3 separate regions of the Homo sapiens genome follow, and regions 1 and 2 are each linked to region 3. The links are chromatin loops, found by intact Hi-C in ENCODE. Cell type or tissue: Calu3. All regions are shown on one strand.

Evidence for each region. Hi-C counts contacts between places; a loop is a spot of excess contacts. Peaks named below come from ENCODE experiments on the same cell type or tissue, not always from the same donor. Only the 100,000 strongest peaks of a DNase experiment are listed, where the experiment ranks them.
Region 1: it touches region 3 in a loop (1.9-fold over the local background); 4 of 110 quality-filtered maps call a loop at or near these places.
Region 2: a loop joins it to region 3, with 1.9 times the contacts of the local background. A loop is called at or near these places in 8 of 110 quality-filtered maps.

What each region holds. Positions count from the first base shown.
Region 1 is chr6:25,468,458-25,476,457 of GRCh38, reverse strand. CARMIL1 (capping protein regulator and myosin 1 linker 1) reads right to left here. Exons shown (of 37, transcript NM_017640.6): 10 at 5,201-5,289; 11 at 3,937-4,031. Among named protein-coding and RNA genes, the nearest start is that of SCGN, 180 kb to the left of the region's middle. In Calu3, a CTCF peak has its summit at 3,874; no DNase peak of the experiment used is centred here.
Region 2 is chr6:25,355,478-25,363,477 of GRCh38, reverse strand. The region is part of intron 2 of CARMIL1 (capping protein regulator and myosin 1 linker 1); the gene reads right to left. All of the region lies in intron 2 of LOC124901281 (a long non-coding RNA gene), which reads left to right. Among named protein-coding and RNA genes, the nearest start is that of CARMIL1, 80 kb to the right of the region's middle. In Calu3, no CTCF peak of the experiment used is centred here; DNase peaks (open chromatin) are centred at 3,397 and 3,747.
Region 3 is chr6:25,413,899-25,421,898 of GRCh38, reverse strand. CARMIL1 (capping protein regulator and myosin 1 linker 1) reads right to left here. Exons shown (of 37, transcript NM_017640.6): 3 at 1,735-1,785. It overlaps LOC124901281 (a long non-coding RNA gene), which reads left to right and starts at 607. Exons shown (of 3, transcript XR_007059512.1): 1 at 607-1,597. In Calu3, no CTCF peak of the experiment used is centred here; DNase peaks (open chromatin) are centred at 2,818 and 3,088.

The DNA of each region.
Region 1 (8,000 bases), 55 kb before region 3:
GTGAGCACTGGCAAATACAGCAATGAATGAATTTAGAAGAGGCAGAAATGAGAAAAGTCTTGGTCTGCGAAAATATTTCCAGGATGTCAAAATTTGAGGGTATGTGAGCAGAAACCACACAACAGACTTGGCAGGAGCATTCAAGGCTATCCTTGGAATGATTCATGATGACAGCACTGGTGAATGGGACGCAGCTAGATAAAAGGACACAAAGTCAGGTCTCAGGAGTAGGAAAGCAGAGGGAAAAAGTAGGCAAACATCATCTTTGAACACATGGTCTGACTCTATCCAAAACAAATCTCTCAAACTTCACCGTAATTTTCAAGTGCAAATAAAAAAACTATACAAGAGCATTAAGATTGAATAAAATCAAATCAATCAAATTCGATTTAAAGAAAATATTTGTTGATTGTGGACGAAGTCTTACACTAGACACTTTGCATCTTAGGAAAGAAGGAAGGGGAGACAGAAAACCCAGAAGGTGGGGATGAGAGGAAGCAAGGTGCTGAAGCATGAGGGAAGAAATGTCCACCTCTAGTTCTCATGTGGGCAGAATGAAGTAAGTGCTATTATGGAAGTTTGCACAGGAGCTCCAAAGTGAGGGCAAGACAGAAGAAACTGCACCTGTGGTGACAAGTTGTCTAATGTGGCTGCACCTCAGAGAACATGAAGCGGACAACGGGAGAGAAAACAAAGGGCCTCAAATTCATTCTTCCTCTTCCATCTCCCCAAACAATGTGTGGTGTTTTAAGTCTAGCTTCTTTCACTCAACAGTGTTTTTGAGGTTCATCCATGATGTGGCATGTGTCAGAATTCCATTCTCTTTTGAGTAGTATTCCAGTGCACATATTATATATACCGCATTTTATGTAACCACTCTCCAGTGATGAACATTTGGATTGTTTCTACTTTTTGACTATTATAACTAATACTGCTACAAACATTCATTCACAAGTCTCTGTGTGGACCTAAGTCTCCTTTCTCTTTGGTGATAAAACTAGGAGTGGAATTTCTGGGTTATATGGCAGATTTGAGTTTAACTTTTTTTTTTTTTTTTGAGACGGAGTCTCACTCTCTCACCCAGGCTAGAATGCAGTGGCTCGATCTTGGCTCACTGCAAGCTCTGCCTCCCCAGTCACCATTCTCCTGCCTCAGCCTCCCGAGTAGCTGGGACTACAGGTGCCTGCCACCACGCCCAGCTAATACTTTGTATTTTAGTAGAGACAGGGTTTCACAGTGTTAGCCAGGATGGTCTCGATCTCCTGACTTCGTGATCCACCCACCTCGGCCTCCCAAAGTGCTGGGATTACAGGCGTGAGCCACCACGCCCAGCCAAGTTTAACTTTTTAAGAAACTATCTAACATGTTTTGCATGTGGCTGTACCATTTTACACTCCCACCAGCAATGTAGGAGTTTCCATTTCTTCACATCCTTTCTAAGACTTATTTTGATTATTGCCACACTACTGCTTTTGAAATGGTACCTCACTGTGGCTTTGATTTGCATTTCTCTAAACACTGAGAAGTGTCCCCTTCCTGGTCCATCTTAACTCTAGATTTCATTTGCTTAAGAACCTTCCTCAAACAACTACCTCCCTCTAGAGATTTTTTCTTGTCTGTCGATAAATATGACTGAATCCTTCCCATTTTAAAAACAAAACCAAAAATAGCCCTCCTATAAACAGTGATCACCATGATTTCTACTTTGTCACATTCACCTCTCTGTAGTATCTAATAGAGAAACATTTGTTTTTCCTAAGAATTGAGTATACCCTAGAGAAACTCCTATTCCATTACTATGCGTCCATTAATTTCAGCTTTGGCTTATTCTATGAGGGTACTTTTTGCGTGATCTAGTTTTCTAATTCAGTCTCAACCTTCCTGTAGATTCACTACTTTAGATGATGACAAGTTACGCTGGAGATTTTTGCTTGAATACAACCTAGGTATCTTTGTCAGCACAGAACAATAACCATATTAAGGACAAAAAGAAAAACTGAACATCTATATCATATATTCAGCTCAGTTTAATAATTAATACTCAGCTGGGTGCGGTGGCTCACGCCTGTAATCCCAGCACTTTGGGAGGCCGAGGTGGGTGGATCACGAGGTCAGGAGTTCGAGACCAACCTGGCTAACACGGTGAAACCCCATCTCTACTAAAAAAAAAAAAATACAAAAAATTAGCTGGGCATGGTGGTGGGCACCTGTAGTCCCAGCTACTCGGGAGGCTGAGGCAGGAGAATGGCATGAACCTGGGAGGCAGAGCTTGCGGTGAGCCAAGATCGCGCCACTGCACTCCAGCCTGGGGGACAAAGCAAGACTCCTTCTCAAAAAAAAAAAAAAATTAATACTCATCAAATATAACATTGAAAGGTGAAAGGCCTTATTCAACAAACCTGGAAAACATTTGCAACAGAAAATGAAAACAAAATAGTCCCACTAGAGATAAACCAATTCCTTCTTAAACCTTGTCCATCAGTGTTCTACTAAGAATTCAAATTCTCAAGTTTCCCTTTCTAAACCTACTGACTCCTCTCTCTACCCATGCAAACACTTTTAATAAAATGTTCTGACTCTTCGTGAACTACAGTCCTTCATCCTTTCCCTATTCTCACACTCAAATCTTGTTAAATATTAAAAGATAATAGTGGTAAATAGAATTCTAAGATAGTCCCCAAGATTCTCACCCCCGGGTGTATACGCCCTGTGCAATTTCCTTGAATATGGGGGTGGGGAGCAGTAAATATACTGTTGACTCTTGAACAACATGGGTTTGAACTGCACTGGTCCACTTCCGTGTGGATTTTTCTCCACCTCTGCCACTGCTGACACAGCAAGATTAAGGCCTTCTTTTCTTCCTCCTTCTCCTCAGCCTAGTCAATGTGAAGATGACCAAGATAAAGACCTTTATGATGATCTACTTCCACTTAATGAACAGGAAATATATTTTCTTATTCTTATGATTTTCTTAATAAAATTTTATTTAGCTTAAAGAATACAATATATAATACATATAACATACAAAATACATGTTAGTCAACTTTTTATTGGCAAGGCTTCCAGTCAACCCTGCTATTAGTAGTTAAGTTTTGAGGGAGTCAAAAGTTACATGTGAATTTTTGGTTGCTTGGGGTCAGTGCCCCTAACTCTTGTGTCGTTCAAGGGTCAACAGTAATGAGACATCCCTACCATGATTAGGTTACTAATCACTTGACTTTGAGTTCATGAAAAACAGGGAAATTGTCACGGGTGGGCCTGATGCAGTCAGGTGAACTGTTTAAAAGAAACTAAAGCATCAGAGAGATGTACTCCAGCTGGCCTCACACACAAAGCAAACTTCTGTGTTGTGAGATAGGGGGGTCACATGGCAAGAACCATTCTAGGAGCACAGCCTCTAGGAGGTGGGAGTGGTGCCCACTGACAGCTAGTAAGAAACTGGGGACATCGAGCTTATAGCTCCAAGGAAATTAATTCCACCAATAACCAGTGAACTTAAGGAGGACTCCAGGTTACAGATGAGAGCACAACCCTTGCTGACAACTTGCCTTGTCTTGAGAGACAGACCCAGAGCACAGAACCCAGCTAACCCGTACCCAGACTCCTGAGCCAAGGACAGTATGAGATAATAAATTTGTATCATTTTAAGCTGCCAAGTATGTGGTAATTTGTTATGCAGGACTATGTAACTAATAAAACATATTAAAAATAATATCTTCCTTTCCTTTTGTTTCACTTCAAAAAAGGTGAAGCAGATCATACAATTGTAACATAAGCATTTATATGAAAGGGTGGAAAGAACTGGAAGCCAACAGGACCATTAACAGCACTTATAATTACAACTTAGCTTGATACAGCTCTTCAGGCATGGCTAAATTAAAATTCTCTAATCCTCTTACAATTCTGGCATCAATGATAATGAGAACTCTGCAGTACCTCTATCCTCCAGTGGGTTGCCAGCAAGGTTAATTGTGTGGAGTCCTGAGTTGGGATTATGTGCTAGAGCACTGGCCAGTTTTTGTGCAAAATCTCTGCGTGTAAACAAAACAATAAGATTAAATAACAAAATGTAAAACCATTCGAACGGAACATTTAAAGCTTAGAACAGAGTGAAATCTAAATAGAGAAACCTCCCTTACAATATTAGTCTATATAGCATATATTTCTTAATACCCATTAACACCTCATTAGAGAATTTGTAAAGCCACAGCCAGAAAACGGTTCATTCTGATTGGCCAAAAGCAAAAAGAAAATATACAATTGCCCCTTTAAAGGCACTCTGTTGTGTGCTATTAACAGTACTTTCTGGCCCCTCCATAATTTAAAAAAAAAAAAAATCCTGGATTGAACCTGCTTTTCATGAAAATTATAGTATTCACCACATCTTATTTCTCATTCCATGCAATTGTGAATGCAAAACTGATTACACTAATTATTAAGTTTAAAGGTTACAATTGCTAGTGCTACATTTTGGCAAAAATTAAAACCACTGTTTTAGTTATGTTTAACTTCAAATAATGTACTAAGTGCTATGATTATGAAACTGTCAACCCTCCTCACTTAGCAGTAAAATCTTTATTCTACTAGGTTCTAACTCTTATGCTCTTAACAGTAGGCTTAGGTAGTGACTACTAAACCACTAGATAAAGACTATGCAAGTGTTAACCTGAAAAGGGAGAAAAAATGACTAAAACTGATCAAAGCAAAGCAGTAAAGTCATATGAAATATGTTATCACTATGACCACCAGTAACGATAATAATTAAACCTACATATACCATCTACAGAGTAAAAGGCACTTTGCCAAGTACTTTAAATATATTAATTCATTTACCCTAGCAATTTTAATTCTATAAAATAGGCATTATTATTATCCCCATTTTAAGAGTGAAGAGAATGAGGCACAGAAAGCGTAAACAACTTGTGCAAGGCCAGGAGACATCTGGCTCAAGGATCCATGCTCTTAAAAACTATACTATGTACTCTCAAAAATATCAAGTGACACCGTTATCAAGAGATGTTACCAAATTCTTAGCCTTCATGATGATGGCAATTATAGGGATATTTTTTTCCCAGAAGGAAAAACATTGCTGTATATGTGATCAGCCCAATTAAAAAAAAAAAAAACTATGAATTAATTAGAAGAGCAAATGGCACAGAGTTTTAAAGCAACATATTTATATATTCAGGAAAATACTCACGTTCTAAGTCCAGCATTTTCCAACACCAATTCTTCCAGTCGATTGGACCTACTCACCACCCTCAAGATCTGTTCACAGACATCAGTGGACTGTAACAGAAAACATTCTTTGACTATTCCATAACTCTAAAGAAGAAAAACTTTATTGTTATAAATCTATGCAATGCAAAGTTTTAATTAAGTAAAACATTCACTCATTCAATAAACCTTGAATGAGCATCTACTACTACGCACCATCGTGATGAAGATCCTGGAAATACAATGATATAAAGGAGAAAGTCCCGGCCTTCAAGAGTGTGCCATCCAGCAGGGGAAACAGACAAGAAGAATGCTATGGTCAGAGTTTGTGTCCCCCGACCTCCCAAAATTCACAGTTAAAAACCTAATTTCCCCACTGTGATAGCATTAGCAATTAGGTGCCTTTGGGAACTGACTAGGTCATGATGGTGGGGCCCTCATGAAGGAATTAGTGCTTTCGTAAAAGAGGCCCCAGAGAGCTATCTTGCCCCTTCCACTTAGTAAAGACACAGCTAAAAGGCACCACCTGTGAACAAGAAACTGTGCCCTCACCAGACACCAAGTCTGCTGGAGCCTTGATCTTGGACTTCTCTGCCTCAAGAACTGGAAAATAAACCTGTTATTTATAAGCTACCCAATCTATGGCACTTTGTTATAGCAGCCTGAATGAAATGATAAAAATATACAATTATGATAAAATAATAAAAAGACCATTTTGGTAGTGCTATGCATACATATAGGTGCACCTAATCCAGGCTCATGAAACTTAGAGGACTTCCCAAAGAAAGTGACATTCAAAATGGAGAGCTGAAGACTAAGTGTTAGTGATTATGATAATGATGTTGAAAATATCTTTGCAGAGTTCTCACCATGTGCCAGGCACTGAGTTAAGCCCTCTATGTGTATTTCATTATAAAACCATTAAAGATTATTATTCCATTTTCATAGATAAGAAAATTAAGGTTTAAAGATGTCATAAACTTAATAGGAAGGCTAAATAAGTACTTGATGAACACTAACTGGTATTAGGATGTTCCTACTGGAGCATAAATAGGATAAAGTGGGAAACAACCTAATAATAGGAAAAAGCTTAATAAATAATTGTCTCATGTTAATAAACATGTCTCATGTAATAAAAAATGTCAAAAAAACCATTATGTAGTTATATAACTATTATGCATATATGTTAAACAAGATTACAACAATTAAAATGAGTAACTTATAACAAAATTTTCAGGGGACAGTGAAAAATGAAGAGTTGTGCCCTGGTGGTAGAATTGGGCATTTTTTTCTTTATTAATGTTTTTATATTTATAACCTGCTTCATTCCAAAACTAATTTAAAGTGGTTCTTGACCTTAATATTACTTATACATTAAAAAGTCATTTTGGCTTGTGCCTGTAATCCCAGAACTTTGGGAAACTGAGGAAGGCAGATTACTTGAGCTCAAGAGTTCAAGACCAGCCTTGGGAACATGGTGAAATTCCATGTCTACAAAATATACAAAAAGTAGTGGGGTGGGGTCCCAGACTGCGCACGCCTGCAGTCCCAGCTACTCAGGAGGGTAAGGTGGGAGGATCACTTGAGCCCAGGATGTCGAGGCTGCATTGAACCGTCATCGCACCACTGCATCCCAGCCTGGGCCACAGAGTGAGACCCCGTTTCACACATGCAAACACACACATACACATACACACACACACACACAAAGTGATTTTAAAATTCTCCTTGCAACCTAGGCTGTATTAAATACTTCATGATATTTAGAAAAAAGAGTGAGAGAAAGAAGGCATGTTCTATGTGCCACAGCATATAATATCAAAGCACTTTCTTTTCTTAAAATAGCACATAAAAATATTACAGTACTTTGACTTATCAGATCACAAATACCCAACTGGATTAACCATAATTGGAACACAGTCTGAATGTGGCACAAGTTCTCTAGCCAAGTATTTTTAAGAAAACCTAACTTGGATACACCCCAAGTACCACAGCATGTAAGGCTCTCATAATTCTTATTTGCTGTTTGATTCCATTCTGTCTATAATGCCACTTTTACACTATTGCTGGGTTTCTAATGTGTCCCACTGATTTAGGAGGAAAGAGAAAAATTAATTCCAATTGACCTGATGCCTACAATTTACATTATGCTGACAGTGATGATATTCAAAATGGTGACACCCTTATCAGTATAATTCTTTATCTCACAATGTACATACAAAGGAATTGGTCTTATTCTGTGTTGTCATGATAAAAAGTGATTACTTAGATAATGTTTTTGCAGCGATTATCCTAATAACCAGAAATAATTCTTGGGATCATTACCATTTCTGGGCTACCTTGCAGTGCACCCGGAAAAGTAATTTACCATAATGCTTTGAAGATTTATAGCTCATTGGGGTATAAATACTGTAATACAAATTTATTAAGGAAAATGTATGAAAGTGTCTCCAACTTTTCTTTAAAATGCCAGTAGGGGAGACGTGTAACAAATCATTCATGATTAAATTAATTCTACTAATTTTTATTGAGTGCCAAGTACATTAAAAGCATCATTTTCTACAGGGATGAATATAAGGAAATGAAACTTTTAAAGGGAGACACACTCAAACCTAGCTACTAAGTATAATGTGATAATTCCAACAGTGTTATCCAAATGTCTACAGCATGTGCAGCACTACGTGCATCAGTTTAGGAAATTTTTTAAAAACTGGATACAGTGGCTCTCCAGGAGCTTGCACTCAGTTAAAAATGGAATGTAAACAACAAAAACTAGAATCACT
Region 2 (8,000 bases), 58 kb after region 3:
TACAGAGTTTGCTGGCTCTGAATAATAAACATGTATACACCAAAATAAAAGAGCCCTCTAAAAGAGAGAGAGGAAAAAAATCTTCCGTGGTGTAGAACAGCCTTTGTCACAGTGTTCTCCATGGAACACTAGTCCTCTGAGCTGCTCCTAAATAAATAAATACATGGTCCCTGGTCAAATAAATTTGGGAAATGCTGCATATACCATCCCCCTTTGGAAGCACCGATAAAAAAGAAAATCCCTATCCAACTTCACTTAACCCATCTTTCTCCAAATTTACTTGGTCAAAAATAATTTTTAATACCTACTGGCATCCTGAGAAATGCTCCCAAGTCTGGAATTTTAAAAGTCATTCTACATTGGTCAGGTACTCACTACCTGAGTAGTGAGTACTTTCTTCACCCACTGTGTGCTTTCTTTCTTTCTTTTCTTTCTTTGTTTTGGAGACAGAGTCTCACTCTGTCACCCAGGCTGGGGTGCAGTGGTGCAATCTCGGCTCACTGCAACCTCCGCCTCCCAGGTTCAGACAATTCTCATGCTTCAGCCCCCAGAGTAGCTGGGATTACAGGCATGTGCCATCATGCCCAGCTAATTTTTCTATTTTTAGTAGAGACGAGGTTTCACCATGTTGGCCAGGCTGGTTTCAAACTCCTGACCTCAGGTGATGTGCCTGCCTTGGCCTCCCAAAGTGTGGAAATTACAGGTGTGAGCCACTGTGCCCAGCCCCATTATATACTTTAGAAGAGAAACAAATGGGCTTTTCTACAGCTCGTGTAGTGGTTTTTTTGTTTTGTTTTGTTTTGTTTTTGAGACGGAGTCTCTGTTTCCCAGGCTGGAGTGCAATAGCACGATCTCAGCTCACCTCAACCTCCACCTCCTGGGTTCAAGTGATTCCCCTGCCTCAGCCTCCCAATTAGCTGGGATTACAGGCATGTGCCACCATGCCCAGATAATTTTGTAATTTTAGTAGAGACAGGGTTTTACCATGTTGTCCAGACTGGTCTCAAACTCCGGACCTCAGGTGATCCACCCACCTCGGCCTCCCAAAGTACTGGGATTACAGGCATGAGCCACCACGCCCGGCCCGTGTAGTGGTTTTAACTATACATAGCTGGTCTTCGATAAATGTTTGCTGAATTGGATTCAATAAAAGTGTGATTCCAGGATGACAACTGTAGGCATTAGGGGAAGTGACTTTTACTGATTTTCTTTTTTAATCTCTCACTTAGTGAGGAAAACAAAGGCACTCCTTTCTGGAACTTTCTGAAAGGCTGTCAGAAACTTTCAGGTGCCTAGGTTTTCCACTTATGCCAGTAATATCTGGCCTGAGGGGGAGCTGCTTACAAGTGGAACAGCAGTTAACAAGCTGATGTGATTATAAAGGTTCTGGGAACCCGCCTTAGTTCATTTTCTGTTGCTATAACACAGTATCACAGACTGTGTAATTTATTTTTCAAAAGAATTTTTTAAAATTTTTTCTTTCTTTTTTTAATTTCTTTTTTTCTTTTTATTTTTTGCTCTGTCTTATGGGTCCTGAAAAAGAAATGTATTTCTTACAGTTCTGGAGGCTGAAAAGTTCAAACTCAAGAGTCTGCATCTGGCGAGGGCCTTCCCGCTATGTCATAACATAGTAGAGAGCATCATACGGTGAGAGAGCAAGAGCATGCTAGCTCAGGTCTCTCTTCTTATAAAGCCACCTGTAACATCAATGGGAACCCCCCTGATGACCTTATTTAACCCTTATTACATCCCACAGGCCCCACCTCCAAATGCAACCAACATATGGATTTGGGGATTAAGTTTCCAACACATGAAATTTGGCGGACACTTTCAAACCATAGCAAAGCTCATGACTAAAAATATAGCTACTTATAACTATAAATCCTGAAATTCCTTTAGCAGGATACAAAGCCTTTCATACCAAGAAAAATAAGAAAAAAGCTCTGCCTGCAACTATTCCTGAAACAGGTAGTAAGTTAAAGATAAGCCATTTTCATAAAGATGACTTAAGATTAAAGTCATATAAATGAATTTTGGAAGTCAATGAATTTGCTGAGATCAAGCTTGGAAGGGTGGGGTGGGAGGAGTGTGCAGGGGGGGAAAGGTAAAGACTTTCCCCTAGAAGTAGAAGGAGAAAGATAAAACTAGTTTCACCTAATTCACAGACCCATCAAGACCAAAAACACTGTTTCTATTTAGAGGAATGACCCATATTCTAATTTGCAAAACCATAAACTACCTGCAAAATGTTGCCAGTTTTAAAAGAAAAATTAATCAGAATAATGAATAAGAAAAAGTATTCTTAAATACAAACAAGATTTGAGCGAAACTTCAAAATCTGCTCAATTATATATATCTTCTACATAAAGATCTGAAAATGAAGACTTTATCATAAGCCCCTAACATAATGAAAACAAGTCTCAAACACTCAAGGGTAGGAAAGCATACTCACCAAGCACACCCCCAAAGCACACTCAGGCATTTTTAGGAACATTTCCAACATGTTTGAAAACAAAATGGGTTTCAGATAAAACCTCAACTTAACTGGGACAGCCATGTTTCCCAGGCATTCTAGTTCTTGAAGGGTGCTATGTAAAACTGAGTGATGGTTTGGACATTCCATTACACTTAATAATCCTAAAATCACATGCATATGGCTGTCAGCATATTCATTCCTCAACGTGAATAAGGGAAGGTCTAATCACAACATTTCAAATTAGCTAAGACATCAGTTGGGAAGCCCAGGCTGCACACTTCCCAATATGTCCCTGTTACTCTTTCTCAACAGTCCCCCTGCAGTATCACAGGGCCAAATCTCTCCTCTTGGGCACAATAATTTGAGCAGCATTTGCCTTGGCTATCCCAGTCTTCTCCTCTCATTGGACAGAAAACATGACAGAGAAAAAAATAATTGCCAAAAAAAATTTTCTGGTAGTTGAACTGAATTTGATACAACAAAAAAAGTATGTAAGGTTTAGCAGCGATCCCAGTGGGCTTCCAGAAATCAAAGTCCCCACAGACTAAACAAGCTGGAAACATGAAAATTAAAAATCTGCCTGCTGAATAACTGTCTATGAAAGTTTTCTTACAAGAAGCCTGGTTATCTTTTTAGATTCTCATTCCTCACTGCAAGATGTTCTCTTCTGTATTTCAAAGACAAAGTCAGTCTCTCTTTTCTTCCTTCTTTCCCTCCCCCACTCATACATACAAGAAATAGTGATTTTTCTAAATTCCTTTTAAAACTGATGGAAGGAGGGAGAAGCCTAAGTATTCTTCCTAATCCAATGTTCTATTAATAGGATTTTTAATGCAGTGCAGGTTTTACAATACTGTAAGCGGGAAGACAATGAACAATGACTGTATTGTGCCACACCTGCTCCCCCACCCCTCCGGGAGGCTGAATGATGTCTTATCTGGCATCCCTCATTTGGACAGTGATACACCTGTGAAGTGACAGGCCTGCCAAACTGCAGAAAGAAGTTCTCCCTTTTACTCTGTTAACATGCCTAACATCATTTAGTCCAATAATGCCATGTTAAAAATAAAAAAAGTTAAACTTTTTTTTCCTTTTTTAAAAACAAAGTGCTTTAGTTTTTGCAAGACTAAACCATTCAGCCAGACTTGGCTAAACCTTCAATTTACACAGTGGGACACACTATAACAATTGGCCCAAATACCCTAAGGGAAAAGCCAGACTCATGGATTCAGAAATGAGAAAAATGCCTCTGACTTGCCTTCCCGGTTCCGCCCACTGTGCACATCAGTGCACCCACAGGAAATGATTCCCATTTCAGTTTCTCTGCTGCAATAGTCAAGGGAACGCAATCCCAATATCAGGAAAAAAAAATTAGCATGTCACTGGAGCACAAAGGCTGCTGGATCATCAGAGTGCTTCCTCTCAAATTCCAAACACAAACCCACATGCCCCAAATACTACACTGACCCAAGTGGTTGTGTGCCTGCCTCAAAGTTACGCTCTGCTGAGTGTCTTCTTATTTATCTTTGAGCCCTGTACCAGCTTAACAGCTGATTCTTCTGCCCTCTTGGGTCCAGTGTCAAATCTGCCAGGAGAGCCTCATCAACAGGCAGAACGAGCCTCAGTGAGCTAGGGGAAGCCAGAGGTCAGAGAAGTATGCATCTGAGAAATCAGCCTGCCCTGTCATGAGGTTCTGAAACACTAGCTCACTGAAAAGCACATTAAAGAGTTCCAACGGCAGGGCTGAATGGGTGTCAGCACAAATCAGTGAGTCCAAGTCCTTCCAGCTTCCTTTCCTGGCCAGAATGGGAGAGTCTTAGCTATAATGGCATTCACAGACTTCTGCCCAACAGAGAAAGCCAAGAGAGAGCCTTCTATTAGTAGCACCCAAGAAGCCTGTGACCATGGTGCCCAGTGTCCATCTTGGCAGAAAAAAGACACGCTGTGATCCCAATAATAAATGCACAACCACCACAGAATACATTGTACATAGAATGATGATACTTCATATTTAGCTTCTAAAACTAAGCTAAATGATCAGTATTCTTGGCCACAATGATCATATAATAAAATTGTTATAGTAAGATATTTCTACAGTGCAATGCCTTCATTCACATGATAGCTATTCCCATCTTTGAATCCTTCTCAAGTTGTTATGTTACTTAAATTGCATATACACCAAGTACACCTGTTTTGCAGTGCATTCCCAGGCATTATTTCTCAGAAATGCATGGTACACATTTCCACTGCTTGCTACTTAGTACTCACTTCAGCAATATATCACTTCTTTATAATAAAATGGCTCTATATGCCCTATCATAGAGTATGGGGATTCACCAAATTATTTTTCCCCCTTAGAGGCGTTGCTTGACCTGGGTAAAGAAAGTTCATAATGACCACTTTATATATACCTTATGATATGCTTTGTAAGTATTGCAATGTTTAAGTATAACAGGAAACATCTTACTTAATTTTCTAATTTTGACTCTTCTTTATCTATAGCATGTTTTCTAACCCCACCCCCAAAACAATAGAAAACTCTATATATTTTTTATGCATCACATAAAAGTAATGCTTCTCCTACCTGTATATTCCCACTTCTTTTCTGTCTACTTATATACTTTTTATGCGTCACATTCAAGTAATACCTCTCCTACCTTTATATTCCCACTTCTTTTCTACTGTCTACATAATATGACCAGAAACAAAAGTATAAGCCAATTACAATGCTTCACCCAGAAATGAAATCTATCTTTTACTCTACAGAAGAAATATTACAGTCAACATAACACTGTCTGCTAGTGTTTTTAAGACCACAGCCAACACACAAGACAAACTCTGCTCACAATTTTGCTCAGAAATGGTTGGCCCACGCATTAGATAAGCTAAGTTTATTCTTAACCAATATTAATTTTTATTACCGAAAAGTTATTTTAAAATGCGTGTGAGGTACTTCTGTGGTACTCCTTATACGGACAAAACCAGTAAGAAAAGCAGCCCAACCTGTCAGGCTAAATGCTCACAGCCAGCTCAGTTATAACTGAAAAGATTCATCCTGCACTAACATAAAATCATAAAATGTACGATTTCAAACTCTGAGATAATCACACCTAGAAAATGCAACTGAAAGTAATGTACCTGCCATACTGCATTATTTCCACCTTATTGATTAAAGTTGAAATAGGTGTGCTAACTTCATTGAGCATCTACTTGCTGAAAAGGCACTTTTAACTTAAGAAAGTAGTTCAAGCTTCTTATTTCATTAACCACAGAACTACAGGTTGTTTATACTGAGAAGCTTATCCCTACTCATGATGGAGTAAACTGCAGCTTTTCAAGGCTTATTAAAATTAAAGAATTGGAATCATAACTCCATAACACTCAAAAAAATGTGTTTTTTTATTTTTGTTTTCTTTTTGACACAAAATTTCACTCTGTCCCCTAGGCTAGAGTGCAGTGGCACAATCTTGGTTCACTGCAACCTCTGCTTCCCAGGTTCAAGTGATTCTCATGCCTGAACCTTCCAAGTAGCTGAGATTACAAGCATGTACCAACACATCCGGCTAATTTTTTTGCATTTTTACTAGAGATGAGGTTTTGCCATGTTGGCCAGGGTGGTCTCGAACTCCCGGCCTCAAGTGATCTGCCCATCTCGGCCTCCCAAAGTGCTGGGCTTACAGGCATGAGCATCTATGTACTTTTCAACTGTTTTGAGTTTTTGTGGTATAAATTCATGAATCTGAAATTTCAAGTGCTTTCAAATTGTAGCAAGGAAACAGAACCTGACAACAACCATCTAAGTGGTAGGAAATTCCAGTTATCTAATTAATTACGTTTATTTTAGAAGTAAATCCTCCTGAGAAAAAATTCATTCAAATCACAGAATTTCCTCAAACCTTACAGAGTGCCAAAAAAAAAAAAAAAACACAATGACTTCTGCTGAGCCTCAGAACACAGTCTCCATCCTACCCCAATAGTTAACCCCACTAAAAGTAGCCATTCTGAAGTTAAGACCCACACCCACCTGCAAGGTAAGAGCTGGAAGTAAAGAAAAGGCTGCCGTTTAAGGGTTCTGGAAGAGGATTCTGTTTTTCCCACCATCATTCACTAAAAACTGCACAAAGAGCATCCGTCCAGTCCAAAAGAAGGTCTGCTGGACAGACCACAGACTGCCAGGGTGCCTGCCTGCTAAACACAAATTAATGACTAATTCATGAATTCAAGAAAACACCATACAAGACTCTAGCAGCAAAAAAGCTCAATTAGCTGAAAATTAAACAGCACCCAACACCTGTGATGTAGCTCCCCAAGATAAGAACTTGGCTGCCAGAGGGCATTAAGAACTAAGGGCACTAACATATGGGCTATACGGAAGGGAGAAGCGCCAGGAAAAATAACCTTGTACATCTTTCCGTGCTGGGACCTTGTACTAAATTGAGAAAGTATTTTCAGCTGAGTTACTTGGTGAGGTTTACACCCTACCCACCTAGAATCCTTGCTGCTCCCAGATATTCCCTCTCTTTAAACCAAATCTCTGGTTTTTTAAACCCATTTCTACTTAAGCATTCAACTAATGAAATGGTAAGGACTGTAAGAGGACTTGAGCAAACTCACTGAATGGCTGACACAGAAGTCTTAGAAGGAGGACCGGGCGCGGTGGCTCACGCCTGTAATCCCAGCACTTTGGGAGGCCGAGGCGGGTGGATCATGAGGTCAGGAGATCGAGACCATCCTGGCTAACAAGGTGAAACCCTGTCTCTACTAAAAATACAAAAAATTAGCCGGGCGCAGTGGCGGGAGCCTGTAGTCCCAGCTACTCGGGAGGCTGAGGCAGGAGAATGGCGTGAACCCGGGAAGCGGAGCTTGCAGTGAGCCGAGATTGTGCCACTGCAGTCCGCAGTCCGGCCTGGGCGACAGAGCGAAACTCCGTCTCAAAAAAAAAAAAAAAAAAGAAGTCTTAGAAGGAGGAAAGTCCAGCCAAAGAAACCTCTTTCTTGTACTATAAGCTAGGGGCATTTTGCAGGAGGAGTGTAAGTAGCAGGGCAAGCAGTGAATGAACAACTGTGTAAAGACATGGCTCACCCTACACTGCCATAAAAGATAGTCAGCAGACAAGACGGAAAAGTTCCAGAGATCTGTGGCACAGTAATGTCAATATACTTTACTGAACTGCACAATTAAAAATGGTTAAGATGACAAATTTCATGTGGTTTTCTCTTTTTACCAGAATTAAAAAATTTTAAATTGAAAGATATTTAGCAGAAACAGCTCTCAGGCATTTATTCTGAGAGGTTTCTTTGGTTGGTTGGTTGTTTATTTTTCTTTTTCCAAACAGGGTCTTGCTCTGTCACCCAGGCTGGGTTGCAGTGGTGCGATCATAACTCACTGCAGCCTTAAATTGCTGGGTTCAAGTGATCCTCCCGCCTCAACCTCCAGAGTAGCTGGGACTACGCAACTACTCTGGACTGCTACGCAGTAGCAGGTGCACACCACCACACCCAATTAATTTTTTTTCTTTTTTCAT
Region 3 (8,000 bases):
GCTATCCCTCCCCCCCTCCCCCCACCCCACAACAGTCCCCAGAGTGTGATGTTCCCCTTCCTGTGTCCATCTGTTCTCATTGTTCAATTCCCACCTATGAGTGAGAACATGCGGTGTTTGGTTTTTTGTCCTTGTGATAGTTTACTGAGAATGATGATTTCCAATTTCATCCATGTCCCTACAAAGGACATGAACTCACTTTTATGGCTGCGTAGTATTCCATGGTGTATATGTGCCACATTTTCTTAATCCAGTCTATCATTGTTGGACATTTGGGTTGGTTCCAAGTCTTTGCTATTGTGAATAGTGCCGCAATAAACATACGTGTGCATTTGTCTTTATAGCAGCATGATTTATAGTCCTTTGGGTATATACCCAGTAATGCGATGGCTGGGTCAAATGGTATTTCTAGTTCTAGATCCCTGAGGAATCACCACACTGACTTCCACAGTGGTTGAACTAGTTTACAGTCCCACCAACAGTGTAAAAGTGCTCCTATTTCTCCACATCCTCTCCAGCACCTGTTGTTTCCTGACTTTTTAATGATTGCCATTCTAACTGGTGTGAGATGGTATCTCATTGTGGTTTTGATTTGCATTTCTCTGATGGCCAGTGATGGTGAGCATTTTTTCATGTGTTTTTTGGCTGCATAAATGTCTTCTTTTGAGAAGTGTCTGTCTTTTAGCTATTTTCTAATCACTCATCTACAATGTTACTGTGAGAATTAAATGAGACTGTATCCTTACATACTTAGTAAATAACTTATTAGATTCTAGCAATAACAGAAGCAGAGGCTTTGCAGCCAGCCTCCCTTGATTAGAATCACACATGTGCCACATACTAGTGGAAGTTTAACCTTGGTCAAGTTACTGAACCTCCTTGGGCCTCAGTTTTCTCATCAATAAAGGGGATAATAATAAGACTTATAGCTCTCATGAGATTCTGTTAAGGATCAAGTTATCTACTAAAACAACACTCCAGTAAATGTTATCACCTTTTTAGGAAAAAGATCTCAATTTCCTATGACCATTCAGTCAATATCATATAAAAATGATAAACTCCTTTTAGTTAACATAAACAAAATAAGTCATTATTATGATTAATCCACAAACGATCAGTTCGAATTCTGCACCAAGTAATGAAGGACATCTTATGAAAAATGTTATATATCTCTTTTAAAGAACAGAGTGGCATCTTGTTATTTCTTACAGGCAACATCAGAGTAGACGGAGAACAGCTGAGATGGTTACATTTCTGGTAGTGTATTCTTTGGAGTTATGAAAGTTACTCCCCACATGTCTGAAGTCTTAGAAAAATCTGCCAGTACTTCGGATCACCGAAGGAAATAAGAAGTAGACTTGAATAAAGTGGAAATCAAGCCCCAGTTGAGAGAGAAAAATAACTGGGACATGGAGCCTTAGGGACATAGAGCACAAAATCCTTCACTGATTTTCTTGGGATGCCTTTACACAAAGAGAGGGAACAAAGGAGTAAAAAATATGTTTCTCATTACAGCCTTTAGGTGCTTCTGGGAAGAAGGAAGGAAAACTTGAATGTGCTAAGAGAAATCTGAACACAGCTTAAATCAAAAGTCTATGTAAGTGAGGTGTGTGTGTGTTGTGTTGCAGTATATGAAGGAATATGTGTGCACACATGTAAGAATGCATGAGTGACTATGCATGAGTGGGTATGAGTGAGTGTGAGTGCAGAAGGAAGGACTTCATCAACACTTACCTTGGTGGGGATTCGCGCTGTTACAAGGAAGGCTCGGCATGATGTAAGGACCTGTAAGACAGAAGCAGCAGCATCAGTATAAGCACCAAAAAGTGGGGCCAGTGGGCTTTGGTGTTTCCACGGGACTTTAATGATACTGAAACCTCAGAAGGCCACATGGCTTGGCTCCTGTCATGTAAGAAGAATTACGAGCTGGGACAGCTTCTTGGTCTCAGAATTAGTTTTAACTTAAAGAGTCCCTGTATCAAAGTTCTTTTAGAACAAATCACAGGTGAAATCTCAAGATGAGAAATCTGTCAGCAGCCCAAAAACCCAACAGATTATTCAGATTAAGTAAAACAGGTCTCTGTGATACTAAAATGCATAAGATACATAGTCACAAGTCTCACTATATCAACAGCAAACTTAATGGAAAAAAAACAACAACTAAGTACTCATTTGCACTTCCCAAATTACAAACACCTCCCACCTTTGCCCTCTTGCTTTCCATTCTTTGTACTCCAGCTAACATTTATATAATGCACAGAGCAAAATCAGGCTAAGCTTCCAAAAAATCATCCCTAACTTTGCTTCTCAGCTGTGCCTCTCTCAGTCTTAGAACATTTATGGAAGTTTCCTTTTTGATACTCAGCTAAGAACATACATACAGCCTGTGGGGTCCCATATGCCTATAGGTTCCTTTTACTTAGCAGAGGCCCTCATGAATACTAAGGGGCTGAGCTAGGAGTTCAGATCTTGAGCCAGGATCCCACATCCATGAAGCTTACTACAAAACTTTCCACTCTGCAACTTTGAGATTTGGACAGGCCTCATGAGTCTTTTCAATAAAGAAAGAAAACTCCAAGGCTTCTCAAGTCCTGATGGGAGAATTGCCCTCTTTTCATTTTCCAAATAACTTCCTTGTCACTAAGCCTGTATTTAGCAAGTGGTGCTTATTTAGCAAGTTATGCTTATGTGCTAGTTCAAGAATGCTGGATTAGAACAAAACTGTAGAAAGTTAAGAACACTGGGACCTCAGGTTGTTAAAGGACTTACCCAAAGTCAAACAGCTTTACCCAGACACAACCCCGGGCTTGAACGGCTAAGCTGAGCACAGAAAGTCAATCAAGGCTGTGCCCCTGTGGCGTGCTTTATACCTTTCCCTAGTCTCCCAACTCCAAATAGAAACAATGCATTTTCTATAAAATCTTTCTTTGAATAATCATATGTCATCACGGTAGGGGATAACTCAAGCCAGAACTATTTATGAGACAGATGAGAAGAGAAGTAATCTGACACTGGCTGGGAGAGTGTGATAAAAGCGGGTGAGGAAAGTTGAGGGAAAAGACACAGCCCATTTCAAGACCTTTCACCCAAATGCCACCGTCACAGTTATTCACAGGATCAATTTTTACCTGGTATCATTTTTGTGGCTTGATTTTAGAGTTGGCATGCCCTAGGAAGCCATTAATAAATGACTTCTAAAAGTGTAGGCAACCAGTGCCTTCTCAATGCTACAGGCAGCATGTCAGTCTCATAAAAATGTGGGCAACAGATGATGTCTATCTTTGAATATTCCATATGCTGTGAGCCAAATCACATCTTTTCCCTGAGGAATTTATCTTTTTTTTTTTTTACACCCTCCTAAGGCCTTGGGGGCAAGGAAATGGGACAAAGCACCAGGCAGTAGAAAGGAGAGGGACAGGGATGAAGTATGGCCAGGATGAGTGCGGGGAGGTCAAGTGCAGCTCGGTAGTAGCAAGACTGGCTACATAATCTGTAGGGACATTGTTCAAATATGATTAAGAATTTCAAGACGATAACAATAAGGCATTAACCCAATGCAGGGAAATGATGAACTCGTTTCAAGGTCATATAATTAGGGGAGAAACAGAATTCACATGCTTGGGATGGAAGGCATCCTGCTTGTAGGGTGTCCAGCTCTTTCTGTTTGCACAAGGTGTTTCCAGTTTCAGGGCTGAGAATCCTGCATCCCGGGAAACTGGGACTGTTGGTCAACCTACTAGCTTGAATTTTGGAATCAGAAAGACTTACATTCAGATTCTGGCTCTGCCACTTTCTGGCTGCATTTACCTGTTAATGCCAAAGCCTGTGTCCTTAACCACCACAATATGTCTACATGTTATTACTCAATCGTGCCTCCTTGTGCTCTAGCCCCTGGTGGATGTGTCCTGTGCAACTGTACAGATTGCAAGCCATAAAAGCTGTCCCTAAGCGTTGCTACTCTTTGTCGAGCATTTTCTATGTGCCATGAATAGGTGAATATCTTTGAGGAGAGTGGCACACTTAATCCTCACAACAACTATATTTGATGTCATTATTCCCATTTTTCAAATGAGTAAATTGAGACTCAGTGATGAACTCACTTCAAGGTCATTCAATTAGAGCAGAAATCGTTTATAAAAGCATCAGAGTTCAAAAGGTCCTTAAGAAGAGTATAATTTAAATCTTACAGCTTTGTTAACACCAAAACCAATGTTCTTAACCACCAGGCTATATTTATATGTTACTACTCAATCCTGCCTCCTCGTGCTCTAGCCCCTGGAAGATCAGTTACCGTGAAGGTAGGAAGGGATAGCCCAGGGCAGCCATGACTGGAAGAGATCCACAAAGCTCTCAGCTTGAAGGAGTACCTTTTTCAACATTCCAACAGTTTTCAAAATGCTCTTTTTAAATCCAAGTATGCCCTGGAGAGCTGAACTCTTCTGTCATCAGCACTAGTTAATCTTTGGCTAATACAGCAGTACTCAGGGAATTAAGAGTTTGCAGGCCTTTTGCAAAAGGGCAGGAGATCATTTTGTTGCATGAGACACACAGGGTTGGATAACAGGCATCAGATAATCAAAAGAAGCATGACAGTAATAAAGAGGAATTTGGAAAGGGAGATAAAAGGCACCAGAGATACGCTTGGCTTGCACTGCCATTTGCCTAGGTCTGGGGAGCGGAATACAAGATTAGAACTCATCTTACAGGATGAAATATTCACCTTCTCTGAACTAAGCTCCACAGTGCATCCAGCACCTTCTACTCCAGTTTAGCCCCAGGATATGACCCCTCTTTCAAATACTGCTCCTCCCCCAGAGTGGAAAAGAAAAAGAAATAAGATAATAATGCTGACAACCATGATCATAAGCATGGCTATAGGAAGCCAGTCCCCTATTCTCACCATTTCTCCCTTTTTATTATTTACAAAGCAGCACACACATTTCTCTCTCCCAGGGGTACTGGTATGATCAATCCCCAATCTTTCCAAAAAGCTTAGGTCCACAAAACCTCTGCATAGAGGTAAAATAACAGACAAATCCTAAAACTCGTATGCCAGAAAGGTCTCAACATCACATTGTCAAAGACCTAAAATTCCCTGAGTTTGTATATTATCTGACAGCAGGTCCAGAGAAACTCATCATCTCACAGCTAGTCAGTGGCAGAGCTGGAACTAGAAGCTGCAACTCCTCACTCTCAGTCTATTAACTCTCCACTCTCACCTTACATTAAAAGTAAGGTTCAAGGCCAAAAGTCAAAGACAGGAACTTGTAGCCTCTTCAGTATTCATAAAAATATATTTAACTGTGAACTTTCCTTCAAAGGAATTCAGGATCCTTTCACAAACATAGTAATAATTGCCAGTACCTGTTGAGTACACTGTTCTAATAGGTTTGTATATGTTACCACATTTAATCCTCACAGCACCCTATAAGGAAAACACTATTATAATCCCCATTTTAAGATGAAGAAACAGAGGCACATGGAGATTATGTAATTTGTGCAGGTCATCCAGCAAGTAGGTGGCAGTTGGGATTTGAGCCTGGATGGTCTGGTTCCAGAGATGGTGTTCCTAATGACTTATACTGGCTGTCAAAGCTCACCTTTCCAAAAAACAGATTCCTCAATAGTCCACACACATGGAAACATAGATGAGTCATGGAGCTTTAAAGCCAGAAAGAAGCAAACACGTAAAATGACCAGCAGTACAATGAGAGATGTTTGGATATCATAAGGAAAAGGACCAATCCCTACTGGTCTGCGTGTCTCCTTCTGTCTCTTTCTATGCACCGCCATCATCTGTTAGTCTCTGTGTCTCTGAATTTCTCTCTTATCTCTGTTCTGTATCTGTCTACATGATTCTACGTATGTACCTCTCAGTCTATCTGTGCCTCTCCTCACTGGCTCCCCACCCCTCCTCTGACCCCTCTCTCTGCTACTGCTGCCAGTGTCCCCCACACTCCACCCCGTCTTGCTCCATCTCCTTTCCCTCTTCTGGTGCGCTCCTCCCCTGCCTTCATTCTGCCCTCCATTCCCCAGCCCCTTCTCCATGAGAATCACTTGAGAACTTGTTACTTTATTTATTCCTTTTGCAAGACAATAGACACCAATCACAGAAGAAAGAATGCATTCTAGAAAAGTATTTCATTTGTAACACAGTTACAGAAAAACGTGAACAAAGTATGAACCAAAAATAATTAGACACCTTTTGACATCATTATACAATGAGCATATTGGCTATTAAGTGATTACAACGTCCCCTGTGTGAATCTAATTAATAAGTCTTAAAAACTAATCTCAAACATGCACCCAAACAACTGAAATACAACAGCAATCACTAACACAAGGAACCAGCCAGCCATTCCATCCTTTGACAATTGTTGCACTTTAGGGAATAACGCTCCCACTACCAGTGGGGGAGTGGGGGTGGGGGGTGGGGAGAGGAAGAGGGAGGGAGTCAGGTGACCTGCTTGTCTTCTCTTGACTTGCCCTTTCCAGAACAGTCACCATAGGAAGTTTCTAGAGGCCACTGACAGGGTATGAACTAGGGTCAGAATATTTAAAACAAGAGGAGAGCTGGGTGTGGTGGCTCATACCTGTAGTCCCAACTACTCAGGAGGCTGAGGTGGGAGGATCTCTTGAGTCCAAGAGTTCGAGGTTACAGTGAGCTACGATGGTGCCACTGCACCCCAGCCTGGGTGACAGAGCAAGACCCCATCTCTAAAAATAAAAAATGAAATAGAAAAAAAAAGAGTAGAAAAAAGAAACCAGAATGTTCATATGGATTCATCTTTTGAGTAAAGATTAATTTTGTAACTACAGGTAGATACATGAGGATCTAATGATCATTTCTACCTTCACCCCAGCAATAATAAGGTTCACAATCTGTGGCCCTCTGTGTCAACTCCCTTTCTTTAAAAGTATTTTACAGGCAGTGGAAGTACACAGTGTCCTTCAGAAGTTGGATACAGATCAAAATAATTTGTCTGAAAAGAAACACATTCATAAGGGAGCCCAGGCTTTGAAGGAAGACTGATAAGCTACAAAAGCTTTGTGCAGGATGGTCCCCATTTCTGGTGGTCAGTGAAAGCCTCCAGAGACACAGAGAGTTCACAGAAAATGTGGAAGGGGATGGGGGTTGGAATAGAGGAAATCTTCCAAGCTTTCCCAAAACTGTACCCACTTGTGGGTACAACAGGGCAGCAATATTTTAAAGCAAGAATGAAAATTACAAATACTACTGTTACAAGTCAGATTGTGACTCTTGTTTTATCAACACAAACCGAGCCAATTAATGGGGCTACATTCATACTAGAAATCCCAATGAACTCAGTCTCCCAGCCTCTCTGTTTGGCTCCAAAACTGCCCTAGGATTTAAAGCTTCAGAGGATTTATAGTACACACACATGGTTTCTAGCAGAGTCAGGGGCAGTTGCACAGGACACATCCTCTGTGACTTACCAAAAAGGGTTTCCTGATAATGAATACTTCTTCAGTGCCTGGGATGGGAGGCATCCTGCTTGTAGGGTGACCAACTCTTTCTGTTTGTATAAGACGTTTCTAGTTTCAGGGCTGAGAATCCTGCATCCCAGAAAACTGGGACTGTTGGTCAATCTACTAGCTTGAATTTTGGAATCAGAAAGACTTATATTCAGATTCTGGCTCTGCCACTTAAACCTGATAGACTTTTGTTATCTCTAGAGAGTTAGAGATTACAGAATTACAGATGAGCAAACTGAGGTGCCTCATACAAGAGATGCTCAAACAAGAATATTCCTCTGCAGGACTGTTACTGTTGTGTGGATTAAATAAGATACAAATGCAGATAAAGCCCTACCCCAGAACCTAATATGCCTTTGCTAAACACCAGCTCTTCTTATAACTTAACTAATAGCATCTTAGATTTAGTTTCACAAAGTAAGATTAAGTTGCTTCACCTACTGAATTTTTTAATAATTGTTTTTGTCAAAAGAACAAAACAAACAAAAAATACAAAGATATTG